Linked DNA regions of Homo sapiens: region 2 is linked to region 1. A link is an interaction called in ENCODE POLR2A ChIA-PET data of the cell type or tissue named here. Cell type or tissue: A673. All regions are shown on one strand. Each heading gives the region's core, and the rest is flanking DNA. Links, peaks and the distances in the headings are about the cores only.

Region 1 (4,396 bases), core at 111-4,110:
CCTAAACGCAACTGCTGTTGTTCGTAAGGTCAGAAACCTGCTCACAGGGGCGGGGGCGGGGAGGTCTGGTCTGTTGGCTGTTTGACCCATTTGGTTACGACCTCCATGCTTTGTCCTGAGTAGGCTGGTTCATGCTGGCAAGTCAATGCAGAAATATTGATCAGGTTCCTACTAATTGCAAGGATTGGGTTGAACGTTGCAGTAGGTAAGTAAAAGATGAGTGGGGCCATGACCTTATATAGGAACTGTCTGTTTCCTGGTCCACCAGAGCAACAACACAAGTAGTGGAACTGATCTCAAGGCAGGGAAAGGTTAGTGTCACAACAGAAGAACAGTGAGCTTTGGAGCCTCAAAGAAAGAGGGGCCATCTCCCTGTCCTTAAAAGAAATCTTCCTCCTTTTTACTACCATCGTAAGAGTTTACCTACTCCAGGCCCTGTGCATGCTAAGCGTTCACTCAGTTAAACCACCACACAATCTTAGGAACTGGATTATACTAATACCTTTTCAACATGTGGGAGCTGAGGCTCAGAAAGATTAACTTTAGATCAAGGTAACAACTGGTAAGGGGTACAGTCAGGATTCAGTCCTAGCTCAGCCAGACCCCACTGTCATGTGTGACCTTGCAGTGGGGCAGGGAGTGGCAGCAGGAGACTGAGTGGGAGCCCTTGGGTCTTTGGGATGGTTTCACCTTTGGAAGATCCAGGCCCCTCTTGCCATGAGAGCCCCATGAAGGGCTCATGGCCTGGAGCGGGTGGGAGGGCAGGAAGCCCAGCTGGGCACGGGGCAGCTGGAGGAGTGCCTTATTTGAGGCTGCTCTCGCATCATCTCATTAGGGATAATCATTTGTAGACTTGCTGCCACTGCAAACCATCGGCCCCGCTCAAATTTTCCCTGCAGCAGTGATGATGAAGTGATTCCTTAGCAGAACTGCTGGGTAACACAATTAATTCAGACTTGGGGTGGATGTTAGTGTGAATTAGGGGGTCTTCTGAATTATAAAACCTTTCAAAAGGAGCACAGGTTTATTGCTTCTGAACTTCACCAGGAATTGAAGCCAGACTGGCAAGGGGGCTCCCTGGACGAAGTCCTCTGTGTGTCCCTTGTAGGTCAGTGGTGCTTTTTCCTGCATTGGGGGGGCTTGAAGGTTGTTTCATAGCCATTTAGATATTCCCCTTGGAGTCTTGCTTGCAATTAATCTGTACTGTCTGTAAAAAGGGTTTGCCTAGCAAAGGTAAACTCCAGCACCCCGATCCACATTAATGAGTTTTGCCTGTGTAAACCACGTTAATTGTGGTTGTTGCTTTTTAATTGTCCTTAAGTTTCTTGTATGTTAACTGCTCCAGGCTAGAACTCTGGTTTCTGTTTCCGTTGGGGGCTCTATTCTCACTCCTACCCAAATAGCCTCGCCAATCTGCACTGAGATCTGCTCCCCTGCCCCCACCCTGTCTGGCATTAGTACTAAGAAGAGAATGAAGCTCAGAAAAACAGCCTCACTGGCCTAGATGAGGAGGCACAGGTATGTGGGGAAAACACGAGTGGAAGCCACAAGGTCTTCTGAGGGTCTGGAACTACCAGGTCAAGAGAAGAAAGACTTCAGATTGTCACTGTTGGATGTCTTAATATGAGGAAGGACTCAAACAGAGCTGTCCGCAGCTGCAACTGGCTGTCTTGAGAGGTGGTGACCTTTCTCGAGAAGGGTGGAAACTGTAGCCAGACAACTACTTGGTGAAGCAGCATACAGAGAGATCGCCCTTCTGATGATGCGCCCAGTCTGAGGCCTCACTGAGATGGCCTCAAGAGTGTGTCTTGAGCTGGTTAGAAACTTACCATCCTGGGCCCCACGACACACCTCTTGACCCAGACTGCATCTTAACAGGATCCTCAGCTAATGCATGCGATTGTTCACTTCCAGGGCCTCTGGTTCAGGACCAGGGTGCATGAGCATCACCTGGAGGAGATTTTTAATACAAATGCAGGGGCTGAGCTGCTGGCCTAGGACATAGAAGGACCATTCCCATACCTCACAGTCCAGCTGTCTCCCCATTCCCTCCCCCCTACATGCTGTTGTGTTTCCAAGTTCATGCCTGTGTGCACACCTGCACACAAGGGAATAGGAAAATGGCTTTGATGTATGGAATCATGTCTACAAGCTGCTTCAGTCAGGGGCCCTTCTTGCTGAGAGACCAGGCAGCTTTCCCAGGGAGCCCCAGGGCAGGGGCCTGAGGCACCTGCTTCCTGTTCTGTCCCCTGAGAGCTCCGCTTTGCCGGGAGAAAGGAGAAGCCTAAACAGGGTGGGCTGGGTCTGCGAGGCCTGCCTAAGGCTGCCCTCTGCCTTCCCAGCCCTTCAGTCCCTGATCCTTTCGGGCCCCTCCTAGGCCAGAATGTCCCAGATTAGATGGGGTGGGGAGGATGTCTTCTGGTTGCTGTAGGCCTGCATTAGGGGAGTATCCTCTCTGGTCCCACGTGGGGCAGGTGCCCAGAGCCAGGAATGAGCCGCCTGTGGTGATTCCTGTGTGTCTGGAGTCCAGGAGTCCCTTGCACTGTTGGCCAGTGGTCACTGTGCGGTGATTGACTGGGCTCAGTGTCTGTAGCTTTTGTCTGAGCCCCTTGCACCCCTCCCCGGGGATGATTGTCTGAGTTGGTGGATGTTAATCTGCAGCCCCTGAGAAGCTGCCTGGCAAATGGGAGGTTAATGTGCAAACAGCGGGGAGCATTGTCCATGTGTGAGGCTGGACAGCAAGTGGGAGGGAAATAGTTAAAAATCCTATTCATGGCTCAGGAGGGGAGGAGGGGTGGGCGCAGGAGCAGGCCCGGCCTTGTGCTAATCTTGCTGGAATGTAACTAGTTCGGGCAGTTTCTGGCTTCGATGTGCTTTGGGGCCGGTTGGCGTCCCCCCCGCCCCAACCCAGTACATCGATGGTGCGTCCGCGCGCCGAAGGCTGCTCTTTGTGTTCTCTGCAGCCACAGCTTAGAAGCGTCCGAGTCAGACCGCTTTCAGTTGTAAGGATGGGGAGGGAGGAAGCTCAGCGAGGCAGTTGTGTTATCCAAATCCACAGGCTCTTTCTCTGTTGGAGGATTTGGGTGGGGGAAGGGAATGGGCAGAAGAGAATGTTCAAGGAGAAAGACCCTAAACCTGTTGGGTCAGGCTGCTCAGCTGCCTAGAGGCCTGGGAATGCCTAGGGGGAAGCCCCTGCTTCCGGACACACAATCAATTACATATAACAGTGGGGCCTTGTGTGTGTAGGCGGGACACTGGGAGGGGTCGGCTCACAGCTCATGTTTTAATGCTTTACAAGGAGAGTGTGTTCATGCATTGCTTCTGCAACTTATAATCAATTTAAAACATTCTACATCTTGATCTAGGCTGGTGGTTACATTGATATTTACATATTGGGCCAGGTTTGGTGGCTCATGCCTGTAATTTGGGAGGCCGAGGTGGGTGGATCACCTGAGGTGTCAGGAGTTCGAGACCAGCCTGGCCAACATGGCGAAACCATCTCTAATAAAAATACAAAAATTAGCCGGGTGTGGTGGCGGGCATCTGTAATCCCAGCCACTCGGGAAGCTGAGGCAGGAGAATCACTTGAACCTGGGAAGCAGAGTTTGCACTGAGCTGAGATCGCACCATTGCACTCCAGCCTGGGTGACAGAGTGAGACTCTGTCTTAAAAAAAAAAAATTACATATTAAAAATTCACTAGAGCCTGGGCAACGTAGTGAGACCCCCATCTCTACAAAAGTTTTAAGAATTAGCTGGCTGTAGTGGCACATGCCTGTGGTCTCAGCTACTCGAGAGGCTGAATCAGGAAGATTGCTTGAGCCCAGGAGTTCGAGGCTACAGTGAGCTCTGATTGAGCCATTGCACCCCAGCCTGGGCAACAGAACAAAATCCTGTCTTAAAGATTCATTGAGCCGCACACGAGATTTGTGTACTTGCTTATGTATACATATTACACCTTAGTTTTAAATATTTTAAATTAATTTAAAAAAAGAAAAATCCCTCCTTCCTGACCTACCAAGGCCTTGGCTGTCCAGCACAGCTGCAGGGAGGAAGAACAGGTTCCCCGGCTTAGCTCCAGGGCATCCTCGGACTGCCCACTGGAGTGGGCGCTGAGCTCCCACACCGCTGTTTGGAAACAGAATGAAGTTGCACAGCAGCCAGATTCTGGGGCTTCCCCACCCAAGTTTGCCACTTTGCTCATGGGATTTGAAGAAAGCATCAAAGGCAGCAGCTTTAGAAAATAGCTCCAAGGGCCCCCCTTGGAGTGAGGTCACCTTCTCAGCTCACAGAGGGCTGTGGTGCCAGCTGCTGGCCACACATGCCCACGGGGCTGCTCTGGCCCTGCCTGACCCTGACTGGCTTCCCCTTGCATCCCCTGGGGAGCCCACGCCCAC
Region 2 (4,396 bases), core at 104-4,103, 100 kb before region 1:
GATCAAATAGCTATCAACAAGATAATGTGCATATATATGTGTGTATATGTGTATATATGTATATACACATATACACATATGTGTGTATATGTGTATACACACACACACTAACTTTATAAATAAGTTGAAATTTATATGTAGGATATATGTAAGCAGTATAGTATATAAATATAAATTACATTTTAACTTTTAATTTTATAATAATTTCAGTCACAGAAAATATACAAAAATAGCACAAATAATTCCCTTGTACTTTCCCCTAAATTTGCCTTCTTTCTGTAACTTTTTTTTTTGAGATAGAGTCTGGCTGCAACGCCCAGGCTGGAGTCAGTGGCGCCATCTCAGCTCACTGCAGCCTCCGCCTCCCGGGTTCACGCCATTCTCCCACCTCAGCCTCCCAAGTAGCTGTGATTACAGGCACCTGTCATTACACCTGGCTAATTTTTGTGTTTTTAGTAGAGACAGGGTTTCACTATGTTGGCCAGGCTGGTCTCAAACTCCTGACCTCAAGTGATCTGCCTGCCTCAGCCTCCCAAAGTGCTGGGATTACAGGCGTGAGCCACCGCGCCCGGCTCTGTAACTTTTTTCTGAGCCATTTGCAAGTAAGTTGCAGGCGTAATGTCCCTTTACTTAAGGGGGCATAATTTGTTAGATTGCATCTCTGATACTATAGAGCATATTTGTGACTCTAAATAAGATGAAGGGACAAGATACGTTCTAAAAACAAGGACATTCGCCAAAGTGTAATTACTGAAATCGGGAAATTAACATAGAGACAGTACAATTGTCTCATCTATGGAACTTATTAAGATTTTGCCAGTTGTCTTACTGATAGATGTCTTTTGTAGAAGAGGAAAACATTTTTACTTTTATTTATTCATTTTTTTTGGCTTTAGGATGAGTTCAACATCACATCTTATGCTTAATTGTCTCTTAGTCTCCTTTAGTCTGGAAGTTCTTCGGCCTGTCTCTCATGTTCTTGACTCTTTTTTTTTTTTTTTGAGACGGAGTCTCGCTCTGTCGCCCGGGCTGGAGTGCAGTGAAGCGATCTCAGCTCACTGCAACCTCCACCTCCCGGGTTCACGCCGTTCTCCTGCCTCAGCCTCCTGAGTAGCTGAGACTACAGGCGCCCGCCACCACGCCTGGCTAATTATTTGTATTTTAGTAGAGACGGGATTTCACCGTGTTAGACAGGATGGTCTCGATCTCCTGACCTCGTGATCCACCCGCCTTGGCCTCCCAAAGTGCTGGTATTACAGGCGTGAGCCACCGCGCCCGGCCATGTTCTTGACTCTTTAAAGATTACAGGCCATTTATTTTGCAGAAGAACCTTGACTTTTTTTTTTTTTTCTGGTGTTTCTTCATGAGTAGCTTTAGGTTGTACATTTTGGGCAGGAAAGATAGGGTGTTCTTATTGTATCTCCTCAGGAACGTTATCTATTTTTCCCATTATAGGTGATACTAATTTTGTTTTCTTGGTTAAAATCATGTGTTCCAGCTTTCTCCAAGAAAGTTACTACTTTTCTTCTTTGTAATTAATCAGTACTTTATGGGACATACTTTGAGACTATGTAAATATCCCATTTCTCATCAAACCTTTACCCAATGGTTTTAGTGGCCATTGATGATTCTTGCCAGAAACAATTTCCACTGTGACAGTTGCCAAATTGATGATCAGTTTTTAAAAATTGACAGTGTAGGGCAGGAGCAATAATTTTTTCAGTTGCTAGATTGTTTCTGTGACACTATAGAACATATTTGTGCATACTAAATAAGGTGAAAGTATGAGATATCTTGGGGTCTCTCATTTTTAAAAAATAACAGGTTTATTTTCTCTGAAGCTTTTATAGTCTTTATTATGTCTGGATCAAAGATGATTTATCAAGAAACTATACTGCAAGATTTTGGAGTTTTTTCCTTACGAAATGTTGAGATAGCAAAGTTGACATTCTGCTCAGCATTTTTCATAGGATGTGAGTAACTTCCTAATTAGGTTTTTATCTTGATGACTCCTGTGGAGTTTTTCACAGTCTGGATTTTGCTAAGTGCAACCTCATGATATCTTTTAACATGTTGCTCTATCCACTGAAGTTCTTGAAAATTATTAGATTTAGATTTTTGGTCAAGATTCAGAGTGTTTCTCTCTCTCTCCCATTCCCTCTCTCCTTTTTTAACTTATTTTTGCAAGACTGCTTCATATAATAGATGTTGTTTTCCATCAGAGATACTGATTATCTCTCTGTGATGTCAGCAGCTACTAATTATCAGCACCCACATCCTTTACCTCATTTGCAGTTTCAAAATGGTGATAGTCTATTTGTATCATTCCCTTGTCTATCAGTTATAATATTTTTAAAAAGAGAAACTACCCCTCACCAACTCTTTAGTTACCTCAGATCAGAGGTCAGCAAACTAGAGTCTACAGGCTGAGACCAGTTTGCCACTTACTTTGATAAATAAAGTTTTATTAGAACACAGCTATATTCATGCATTTGCATATTGTTTAGGGCAGCTTTGGGGCACTACAAGGTGCCCAGTTAATTAGCTGTGATTGAAGCCATATGTGGCCCACCGAGCTGGAAAGATTTTCTGTCAGGCCCTTTGCAGTAAAAATTTGCTGACCCTTGTTTTAGATCATATGGGGAAAGCAATTTAAATGCCTCATTCTTTCCCTTTATATACCAGTTTCCTCCTGGTTTCATGGCACCCTGTAAAGGTGACCAATGAAGCTTAAAATATTATGAAATAGATTTAAACCTACTTAATGTCTTTCAATCCATTTGCAATTATTATCCTTATTGATACCCAAACTGTCCCATCTTTAGCCAGGGGGAGCCTCTTCAGGCTGGCTTCTGAGTCCTTGTGACACAATCCTGGTGGTCTTGGATGCTTCTCTGCTTACTGGTCTGGCAGGATACTCCAGCACACCTTGTACATTTCTTGTCCCAGGCCAGGAGCTGGCCATTTCTAGAAGAAGCTCTGTCTTCTTTTAGTGGAGAATGTTACTTACAGACCACTGTCTGAACCCTAGGGTTGCATATATAGCTACTAAAGGTTATTGTGTTTAATGTTATGAGTGCACTAAGCAGTTCTGTAGCGACTAGAGGTAGAATATAATATGCCTATTGTAATTTTAAAACAATAAGCATTTATTTGCTCTAAAAGGATATACCATTCTCTCTCTCTCTTTTTTTTTTTTTTTGAGACAGAGTCTCACTCTGTCACCGAGGCTGGAGTGCAGGGGCGCGATCTTGGCTCACTGCAACCCCAGCCTCCCAAGTTCAAGCAATTCTCCTGCCTCAGCCTCCCAAGTAGCTGAGATTACAGGCACGTGCCACCATGCCCGGCTAATTTTCGTAGTTTTAGTAGAGACAGGGTTTCACCATGTTGGCCAGGCTGGTCTTAAACTCTAGACCTCGGGTTATCTGCCCATCTCGGCCTCCCAAAGTGCTGGGATTACAGGTGTGAGCCACCACGTCCAGCCTAGTCTCTTTTTTTAAATGTACTCTTAATATTGGTGATTCTGTTCATCAATCCCCCTACTTAATAGTTGTATAATTTTACATGATAATTGCTTTCTACATAAAATTAATATTTTTCATGCTTATATTTTACTCTTTCAACAAAAAATAAGCATATATATATTTCTACCAACTGATACATTTCAAGAGATAAGGGTCACAAGGAGATTTTCACTCAAGTTGCACGTGGAATGTTTACCTGTTTTTGAAAGGGCATGCTCAGATAATGACAGCAGATTTGAACAATGCTTCGTTTCCTTAGTTCTCACATTGCTACATGGATGGGATATGTTGGTCACCTATGTGATTACATCATCATCAATCAGGCAGAAGTTCAGTCCTTCTGAAGATTCATGCTAAAGCTGGATAACAGATTTCCATTGACTAGTATAGGCTGAAGCCATACTTTGATGTATTCCCAGGATCTACCTCATAGTTGCAAAGATTAAATAAGGTTGCATATAAGCATGTAGAACAGTGCCTGGCACACACAGCAAGGGTTTTGTTAAGATAAACTCATTATCTGTTTTAGTGGTCCTGGGTTTCATGATCTTGCTAGCCTTTATAAATTTTTTTTTTTTTTTTTTTGAGATGGAGTCTTGCTCTGTCACCCAGGCTGGAGTACAGTGGCACGATCTTGGCTCATTGCAAGCTCCGCCTCCCGGGTTCACGCCATTCTCCTGCCTCAGCCTCCCAAGTAGCTGGGACTATAGGTGCCCACCACCACGCCCGGCTAATTTTTTGTATTTTTAGTAAAGATGGGATTTCACCGTGTTAGCCAGGTTGGTCTCGATCTCCTGACCTTGTGATCCACCCACCTCGGCCTCCCAAAGTCCTGGGATTACAGGCGTGAGCCACTGCACCCGGCTAGCCTC

What was found. Peaks named below come from ENCODE experiments on the same cell type or tissue, not always from the same donor. Only the 100,000 strongest peaks of a DNase experiment are listed, where the experiment ranks them.
Region 2: POLR2A ChIA-PET joins it to region 1 with 8 read pairs; 3 of 35 experiments call an interaction of 5 or more read pairs at or near these places.

What each region holds. Positions count from the first base shown.
Region 1 is chr2:85,253,315-85,257,710 of GRCh38, forward strand. The region is part of intron 3 of TCF7L1 (transcription factor 7 like 1); the gene reads left to right. Among named protein-coding and RNA genes, the nearest start is that of TCF7L1-IT1, 69 kb to the left of the region's middle. RefSeq lists enhancers at 2,181-2,903, 2,904-3,627. In A673, for the core only: no CTCF peak of the experiment used is centred there; DNase peaks (open chromatin) are centred at 2,247 and 2,797; H3K4me3 peaks cover 418 bases; H3K27ac peaks cover 2,561 bases.
Region 2 is chr2:85,149,251-85,153,646 of GRCh38, forward strand. All of the region lies in intron 3 of TCF7L1 (transcription factor 7 like 1), which reads left to right. Among named protein-coding and RNA genes, the nearest start is that of TCF7L1, 18 kb to the left of the region's middle. In A673, for the core only: no CTCF peak of the experiment used is centred there; a DNase peak (open chromatin) is centred at 2,011.